Regions from separate parts of the Mus musculus genome. Here regions 1 and 2 are each linked to region 3. A link is a contact called in ENCODE Hi-C or POLR2A ChIA-PET data. All regions are on one chromosome and are shown on one strand. The core of a region is the stretch at or near the end of the contact, and the rest is flanking DNA. Distances in the headings are between cores, read along the strand shown. Region 1 holds the start of Slc26a1 (solute carrier family 26 (sulfate transporter), member 1). Region 2 holds the start of Gak (cyclin G associated kinase). Region 3 holds the start of Pcgf3 (polycomb group ring finger 3).

What was found. A loop is a pair of places that touch in the nucleus more often than their neighbours do. ChIA-PET counts read pairs that join two places held with the same protein, here RNA polymerase II (POLR2A).
Region 1: a map of T-helper 2 cell shows a loop between it and region 3 (2.1-fold over the local background). The contact joins the promoter of Slc26a1 here to the promoter of Pcgf3 in region 3. A Hi-C loop is called at or near these places in 1 of 37 maps with a recorded cell type or tissue (T-helper 2 cell). POLR2A ChIA-PET finds 5 or more read pairs at or near these places in 3 of 5 experiments (Patski and embryonic stem cell).
Region 2: POLR2A ChIA-PET joins it to region 3 with 22 read pairs in embryonic stem cell. The contact joins the promoter of Gak here to the promoter of Pcgf3 in region 3. POLR2A ChIA-PET finds 5 or more read pairs at or near these places in 3 of 5 experiments (Patski and embryonic stem cell).

What each region holds. Positions count from the first base shown.
Region 1 is chr5:108,673,986-108,676,736 of GRCm38, forward strand. It overlaps Slc26a1 (solute carrier family 26 (sulfate transporter), member 1), which reads right to left and starts at 1,380. Exons shown (of 3, transcript NM_174870.4): 1 at 1,254-1,380; 2 at 1-63. The coding sequence starts at 36. The region is part of intron 3 of Idua (iduronidase, alpha-L); the gene reads left to right.
Region 2 is chr5:108,628,434-108,631,615 of GRCm38, forward strand. It overlaps Gak (cyclin G associated kinase), which reads right to left and starts at 1,344. Exons shown (of 28, transcript NM_153569.2): 1 at 1,068-1,344. The coding sequence starts at 1,212. It overlaps Tmem175 (transmembrane protein 175), which reads left to right and starts at 1,377. Exons shown (of 11, transcript NM_001163532.1): 1 at 1,377-1,467.
Region 3 is chr5:108,459,966-108,462,987 of GRCm38, forward strand. It overlaps Pcgf3 (polycomb group ring finger 3), which reads left to right and starts at 1,294. Exons shown (of 11, transcript NM_172716.5): 1 at 1,294-1,486.

The DNA of each region.
Region 1 (2,751 bases), core at 130-2,629, 210 kb after region 3:
CCCACCCTTCTGTTGGGGCTCAGGAGAAGCATCCATCCTGTCACACCAGGCTCTTTGGCTTATCTGCAAGGGGGAATGGGCATGGTTAGGTGTCTAGGCCCTCAGAGCCCAGGAGCCAGCTTCACAGTGAGTTTTTGTCCACCCAAACACAGACATCAGATATCAGAGCCTGTCCTACTGACGTGAGGTTGTACTTCTGTGTGGGTGAATATAAGGCCTTGAGCTCCAAGATGCTAGTTTTATTGTGAGAGGTGTTTATGGCAGCAGCATGCCTCAGGGAGACATTTGACCTAGCTTCAACCCCAGCAGTGCTCTGTGGTCTACTTAACTCAGCCCCTATGTGAAGTCTGCTGTCTAAAGCATTCTGAAGATCACCTACAAGGGCTAGACTAGGCCTCCACCAGCCCACATATGCCCAAGCCACAATGACAGTAGAGGCAGATGCATCTTGAACTTGAACTCCAACCTCTTCCCACCCACCCACCCACCCACCCACCCACCCAGTCTGGCAAGGGTCTCTGCCAGACACCCAACTTCTACATGAGTTCTCACAAGCCATCACCTGTTCTCCTGTGAACACCATGGACCTGGAGGTTGGCAGAAGACCTTGTATATTGTGTGTGCTAGGGCCCTTGGTCTCTGATAGCCTTCTTCATGAGTTTAGAATGTGTCTCACCAGGCACTAGTGTGCTGTGGAACCAGTGTGCCCATTATGCCAAGTGCTGAATCTCTTCTCAGAGGCTCAAGTACACCGAACAAGCACACTGCTTCACAGATGTCCACCTTTGGCCTGGCTGTCCTAGCCCCTTCTGACCTTGCTGTGGTACTGAAAAATTCTCAGGCTGTGCTGACCACGTGATGGCCTTGGTCCTGTTTACAGGTTCCAAAGTGCTTGTTTGTAATATTAATCAAACACTCTCTGTTCTCTTGCAACCCAGGACATGGTGGTGACTGTTGGAGCCAATTGTGCTTGGCCTGGGTACTGGGATAGCAGCTTCCCTGGTAGGGTGGTTGTCTAGCAGGCATTCTAGCTCTTGAGTAACATTATAAAAACAATGATACATAAGGGTCATTGAACACTCTGAGGCTCACCCCAAGTGTCTAGGGGCTCAGATGTGTGGAGGAAGGACTATAAGTATCACCTGCCTTGTATCTGAACAATCCCCAGAGAAATGGCAATCTAGGTTCCTATTTCTGCCCATTAAGCCACCTTTTCTGGGTCCTGTTGTATGGGTACAAGGGACAGTTCTTACCTGGGGCACCTGGCCGGCTCTGAAGGCTTTGCAATATCCAGGGGCAGCAGTTTGCTGGTGGGCTGATCCTCCAATCACTCTGGCTTAACAGACAGAGAGCTGGTTGGCAGGCACCTCTGAGGCTGATCTGTGGAGAATACTCCGCTGGGCTCACTGTTAAATTATTTACCCAAAAGATAGCTGAGTCATGGGTTTTCCCAGTCAAATGAATGTTACCTGAGCTGCTAATCCGGTGAGCTAATCCAGCAAGTTGTACTATAATCAGAGGCTCACAAGTAATTACGGTTATGTGGGCATGAGATAAACTCCCCTTTACAGAGGGGTGGGTGCTCCAGGTGCAGCCGCTTCTGTCTTGTTATGAGGAAGAGGAGGTGGAGACAGGAGTGGCTGAGGCAGGTTACTTGAGTGTGAGGCCCCAGAGGAACTGCGTGAAATCATGAGATTCTGGGGTCAAATACAGCTGACTCCGCCTCCCCAGATGCTGGTTATCTTCTTTCCACCATCATGGAGACTGTTCTGGCTGGAGTAAGCTGAAGCTCAGGCCCTGTTCCATGTTCCCGAGGGCAGTGCATGCGCAAGGCTACTGTTGTATGTGTACATACTTGTGAGTGAACACACACCTGTGTTGTGCACAGCCTGTCGGCATCAAAATAGGTGTGTTCCTCCCTTGCAGCAGGGATTCTAGATTGCCCTCAGCTTCATCCCCCTTCCTTCCCTCCCCTCCTTAGTACTGACCCCCTGTAATCCTGGTGAGGTACTTGGCCCCCACGTACCTCTGCAGGACATGAGACTTGCCTTGTAAGAATAGCTTAGAGCTAAATGTCCCTTTAACATTAGCTTAAGTAACCAGAGATCTCAGACTTGAGGCGTGCCCCTAAATTCTGTAAGGCTGGTCAGAACCCTCAGATCCACATCTTGTAGTGAGCAATGAGTTTCTCACATTGTGTTTAAGAGTAAGTAGTTTTGTGTAACGGTCTTGCTGTCTTCTGTGGGCTCCTGTATTCCGGGTGCTCTCCCATGATGGAGGTAGTTCTTTTCATTATGGCTAGAAGGCCAGCTAGTCTGGTCTGCTGTCTCCATAGGCCCCAGCACAGTGGGCAGTTTGCTTTGGGGCTGCGCAAAGTGAAGCTGTGTTTTACTCCTCTTATCCCCAAAGGTCTTAAGAATGGGTTTAGGATCAACAATTGTCTTACAGAACCATCTGGGACCCTGAGACTTCATTCTTCCAGGTCAGGGGACAATAAGAATTCAGAGTTCCTTCCAGTTCACAGGTTGGACACTTCTTTGGGACATTGACAGGTCTTGTCCAGTTCCTGCCAGCCATGGGCCTGATCCCAGCCCCACTTGTGGGTGAGATGGGAATGGAATGTGAGTGGAGAGGCCAGAGTGGAAAGCCTGACTGACACTGGGCTGGATGCTCTATGGTGTAGGTACTCCTCCACCTTTGCTCTCAGGCACCCCACCTGGATGCTGTCCTGTCTCTCCAAGAAGGCCTCCT
Region 2 (3,182 bases), core at 94-2,593, 170 kb after region 3:
CTACAGAGCCTGTGTGAGGAAGCTACAAACTCAGACTGACCTCAAGACACAGAACTATGGAACTGTCTATCAAACAAGGTTCTTTTTGTTTGTTTGTTTTTCGAGACAGGGTTTCTCTGTATTGCCCTGGCTGTCCTGGAACTCTCTCTGTAGACCAGGCTGGACTTGAACTCAGAAATCCGCCTGCCTCTGCCTCCCCAGTGCTGGGATTAAAGGCGGGTGCCACCACGCCCGGCTCAAGCAAGGTTCTTAAAGGTTACAGCTACGGGCTCTGTTTCCTGTACCTTATACGAGGTCACTACAGAAAAAACTCAATAGGTGAGGCACTTAGGCTATAAAAGAAAACAAGACTGTAGGGCCCCAGTCTATCCTCTACCTCATCAAGCAAGGGAAGACTCTACAGGCCCCAGAACTCAGCAGCACAAACACTGCCATCTCAAGACAGTCCTCGGGATGCAACAACAACGCTGGATATGATACAATGAATAACAGCTTATGACCCCAGAGTGACTGTGCTCACCTTCTGACCTGACTCCACCTTTGAATCTTTCTGTATATGCCCCAGATACAGCTTTGACCCTAAGCAGAGGTGGTCCTTCCAGACCCAAGCCTCCTTTACTGGATAACCACCTGCTAGCATGACCCTTGTACTACTAACTCTACCCACCAGGAAGTAAGTGTGCAACCCGAAGCAGTCTATCCTCTGCAATCACCACCAAAGGCCTTAACCCACAAGCCCCTGTGGTCTCTCTTCCTGGCAAGACCCTTCTCCGACCTGATTCACACCCCAGCAGTGGCCCTTCATAGCGATGGCCTGATTTACATCCCAGCAGTGTCTTTTCCCGCAGACCCTGCCCGGAGAGATGACTCCCTGCGGCCCTGATCTGACCCACACCTCAGTCGTGACTCTCTAGGTCTCAGACTTGATTCACACCCTGGACACGATCCTCCTTGCTGCCCCTGCTTAAAGCGGTGACCGTCACGCGCCCTGACTCGAACCACACCCCAGCAGCGACCCTCCTGGGCTGCTCCTGCCTCCCGCGGCCTGGCGACGCCTTACGCCTCACCCTCGGCCAGGACCCGCCGCACCCGCAGACGCAGCTCGCCCAGCTCCACTGTCTGCCCCACGAAGTCACTCTGATCACGGCCCGCAGCTCCGCCAAGAGAACCAGGGCCCGCCAGGAAGTCCAGCGCAGACTGCAGCAGCGACATGGCGTCGGCCGCTCCGCGGCAGCGGGAGCCAGGCTCCAGCTCCGCACTGCCGGGTTAGCAGCTGCGGGCGAACAACCCGGCCATCTTCCGCCCGCGCCGTGACGTAAATCAGAGAGCGAGTTGCGTCCCGACGCTGCGGCCCCGCCCTGACGCAGCAGGCGGAAGGGCGCGTGTTTCTGCAGAGCCAGCAGCAGCAGCAGGCGCAGGCGCAGAGGGTGCGATCCTACGGACCTCAAGCTCCTAGGAGGCACGGAGGTAGGGCTGTCGCCATCTGACCCTAACCTCATCTGGTTGCTTCCGCTGGCCCAGGTCCAGCCTAGGTGGCTAGAGCGTCGCGGGACGTTGGGCGCGCGCTGCGGACCGCCCCAGAGCCCGCCGCTCGCGCCTGACGCCTCAAGGTAAAGCGAGGCCTGGAGCCCACCCTAAGTGTCCCTAATGCCCGGTTTAGGAGAGGAGGGTATCTTGCAGACAAGCAGCCAGCCTATGAGCCACAGACACTTATGTTTTGGTCCACACAGGTTTGGGGGAGGATGAACTAGTTGCTAGAATTAAGACCGAAAAACGTAGTTTTAAAAGGGGGCGGGAGAAAGCTTCACAACGTGTATACAAAAGTCACCTGGCAGCACTGGACGCAGAATCCCGTGTGATGTCAAACACTTAGAGCTGTCCATCTCAGGTGAGGCAAAGTCATGGGATTCCCCACTCGTCTCTGTACCTCCGAGGTTTCTGAAGCCATATGAAGTTGCAGAGCCTTGGGTAGAGTTTGTGCTTTTGGACTGAAAAATGGATCCTTAAGCCCAAATCAACATCTTAACTGTCCCAGGATTGTATGCTATTAAATACGCCTTGGGGGGGGGGGGGGCGCTACCTGCTCTTTAAAAAGTCAAGTAGAAAAGAAATGAAAGATTATCATTAGTATACAGTGAGGTACGTGGTAGGTGAGACAGTAGTTTCCTAGAAATGGTGAAGTGGAAGCTTTGGATAACACCTGGAGGAATAAAGAACTGATGAAGTAGAGATGGTACCTGTAGGTAACTGAGGAGATTTGTGAAGAAGAGTGTGGGAGCTGAAAGGGCAGTGTGGTGTTAACATGATCTTAGATGGGAGACTTGAGCAGCCTAAAGCCAATGGGAAAGAGTGAAGTCTTTCCAGTATAGTGGAGAGGAGTACTGTCTCAGAATAGTAGGACAGTCAAGTCACATCCAGATAGAGGATATGTAGTGTTGGTATAGAAATGGCACCTTTCTATAAGAGAATCACTTATAAGATGCAGGGAGGAGGAAGTAGCTACGGCTTGCAGTTGCAGGTAACTTTATGTTATTACTGGAATGAAGTTGAAGGGATTTTTTATTTTTTGGTGGCTTCAGATCTCATTATTTAGAAGGAAAATAAATCTGAAAGCAAAAGGAAAAAGTAGGGAATTGGAGGCTTGGTAGCCTTCAAGAGACCTAAAACATCATGAGAAACATCATGAACAATTCACTACAGCGTATAGTGAAACTTGACACCATAAACTCTTGCTGGCATGACCTAGGACAAGTGGAAATTTCTAAATCATGTAATTATAGATCAATTTTATGGCATTGTAGTAGATGCCATTCCAAGACCATTTTAACTGGAACTGCATCTTGTGGTCTCTCGTGATCCCACCTCATGTATGAACACATACAGATTTAAAACTGAATCCGTGCTCTTCCTCCACCAACACATTCTCTTGTGGTAGTAAAAGATATTGCCCAAGAGTAAGTTATTTTATAATGATGAAGGGGTGAAATCATAAAAAGAGTGCATCAGGGCTGAAGAGATGGCTCGGTGGTTTAGAGCTCTTGTGCTTGCAGAGTGCTGGGGTTCAATTCCCAGCATCCACATGGCGGCTCACAACCACTTATAACTCCAGTTCCAGGGGATTCAGCGCCCTCTTTAAACTTCTGTAGGCAGTAAGTATGCATGTGGTGCACATAGGTATATGC
Region 3 (3,022 bases), core at 44-2,543:
CTGAAGGTATCCCTGATAGACACAGAAGCAAGGTCTGAATCCTGGACCTAGAATGACATCTGAATATGGTCTTACCTAAGGCATGACAAGCCCATGTGAAGACAAGTGGTTTAAGGGTCTAGCTGTCTGTCAAGCTAGATGACTTCCTGAGATCTGTGCCCTAAGTCCAGGCCTGCTCATGGTCTTCTCAACAGTACCTCTTTGCTACCTCTAATACCAACACCAGATCCTCCATTATTCTAGGACTCTCCCTCAACCTTCTCCCCCATCAGTAGTCTCTCTGTGATACAAAGGCTGCCAGGCTTCAGTAGAGTATATTTGCCTTCCTGGGTGCCTATTCTGTTTTCCTTTCTTTCTTTCTTTCTTTCTTTCTTTCTTTCTTTCTTTCTTTCTTTCTTTCTTTCTTTCTTTCTTTCTTTCTTTCTCTGAGACAGGGTTTCTCTGTGTAGCCCTGGCTGTCCTGGAACTCGCTTTGTAGACCAGGCTGGCCTCGAACTCAGTAATCCACCTGCCTCTGCCTCCCAAATGCTGGGATTAAAGGCGATAACCCCTTTCAACCTCATTCTTTGCATGCCCCTTCTCCCAAACACCTGCTGGTTGGCCACCTTGCTGCTTCCTTGTCCCACCGCCTGTCTAGCATACAGCTGCCACAACCACTTTGTTTCCTAAGAACAGACTTCCAGTCCAGCATGGTAGGGCATTCCTTTAGTCCCAACACTTGGGAGGCAGAGGCAGGCGGATCTATGTTAGTTCGAGACCAGTCAGGGCAACACAGAGAAACCCTTTCTCGAAAATACAAGTAAACAAACAAACAAACAAACAAACAAGAACAGACTTTCTTTTCTCAGTTTATGCCCTCTGCCAGTCACAATGCACAGTGGACAACGGACAAATTGTGGGTTTCCACGGTCCGAAAGGCCAGCATAAGGGTCTCTCTGTGTCCACAGTGATTCCAAGAAAGGACAAAAATGTAAGCAGAAGGTTTATGGGGGTAGGAAACCCGTGGTCTAGATACTCCGGTTTCGTTCCTAACTCATGCAGTTGCCTGTCAGCGCGCGTCCTGAACAACCCGGCGGAGTTTCTCCAGGTAGTGCTTCTGACCACGCCTCCTGACCCACCTCTCACCTGTGACCACACCCCCGAGCTCCACCCTGCCTGTCTCGCCGAGCCAGCTTCCTGAGTCAATTGCTGCCTGCACGCGCCTGCGCTCTCTGGCCCCTCCTGCACCCCACCCCTATAGGCTCCGCCTTTCAGAGGCCCCGCCTCTCTCGTTTGCGAGGTGGGAGCTGAGCCACACACTGCGCATGCTCCAGCCGCGGCGCCCCCGACTCCGCACTCGGCTGGGTTCGGGCATTTCCGCCTCTTTGTTTTAAACTCTGCACGGCTTTTTTCTCCTCCTCTTGGGGGGGACCCAGAGGGAGCGGCGCCCCCTCCCCCTCCCGGCGAGCCCCCGCGTGCGCCCGCTCGCCCGCCGCCCGAGACGCAGGTCAGTGAGCCCGCCCCGCCTGGCCTGGCCCGCGCGCCCGCTCCTCAGGCCGCGGGCCTCGGCCCATGGGCGGCAGAAGGCTGCGAGCCCAGCGCCCCCGGCAGGCCCGGGAGGCGGGACCCTAAAAGCCTGCGAGAAGGCCAGGACTTCTCGCAGGTCTGGACCCCGGGAGGGCAGAACCCAGGGCCATGCTGGATCCCGGAACAATCTGGACCCAGGGAGGACAGGGACCTTGGACCAGACAGAACCCGGGGAAGAGCCTGCACAAGGCTGGACCCTTGACCAGGCTAGACCGGGGTGGGCAGAATCCTAGACCAGGCAGAACAGCAGCCGAGGTGGATTCCGAGCAGTCTGGACCCCGAGAAAACAGGACCTAGGGAAGACAAGGAGCTCAGTCCGGCTAGACCTGGCACCAGGCACGATTCCAGAGAACAGGACCCCGGAAGAACAGGAGTCTGGGCCAGGCTGGATCCAGGGGGATCAGGACCGCAGACCAGGCAGGACCCAGGACCAGGCCAGAATTACTGAGGGCTACTCACTGAACAGTCCTTAGGACTGGGCAGCTCTCCCATAGTTCTGGGACCCCAGGACAGGTGGAGCCCCGACTCTTGGAATGGACACTTGGGGGAGGGTCAGTATTAGAGACCTGACAAGAGTCTAGAAAAGGTCATTGAGGAAGAATGGCTCCCAGGACCTGGCAGGACTTAGAAAATGGCAGAATCACTTAGATGGGCCAACTAATGATAGATTACAGAGGAGGGTTAAGACCCTGAGACCACCCCACAGAGGGCCAGGGTGCTGGGACAAGGCCATAGGAAGGTCAGATCTCCCAGGGACAAATCGGCTGTAGAGAGCTGGGAAATCAAGGCTGGCTCAAAGGAATCTGGACCACTGTGGCAGTCCTTTGAGCAGTTTGAGGCCCTGAGGGTGAACTGTGAGGAGAGTTCAGAATATAGATAGGCTTCAGGACAAACAGGACCAAAGGTGGGTCCCTTTAAAATGAAAGCCTTGGAGCTGAACCGTGAGGATGGTCCTCAGGGATTACTTAGATAATAGTTGGAACTTTAAGGCAGGGAGGGCCTAGGACTCTAGTAATTGACCCCCGAACTCTGCTGAAAAGACTACTAGGCATTGGGAGGTTTCGATCAGCCCAGCCACAGGGAACCTTTGCTATGAAGTGCTTACACTCCCCACAGGTCCCCTAGCTTCTTGATGTTACAGAGTGGGTGAGGCTCTCAGCACAGTTGCAAGGCAAAGTTGGAGCTCAGCTGGGCTCCAAGGACTCAGGTATCAAGGGCATGCCCTGTGCTTGCTGCTTCATGCCCCAAGCCTCCAAGTTGCCTTTCGTCTGGTCTCCCCAGCTCCTACAGGACTGTGCCTTTCCCTAGTCTTGACCCCAGGTCAGTGGCTGTACCTTCACCCTCCTTCCTCCTCTCCCAGCAGGTCTTGAGGGTGTGGTGTAGAGAGGCTAGAGGCTAGGTGTCCAGTGGGGAGGAGGCCTTCCAGGAATAGGTAGGAAGGTGAGGGCAGTGAGCA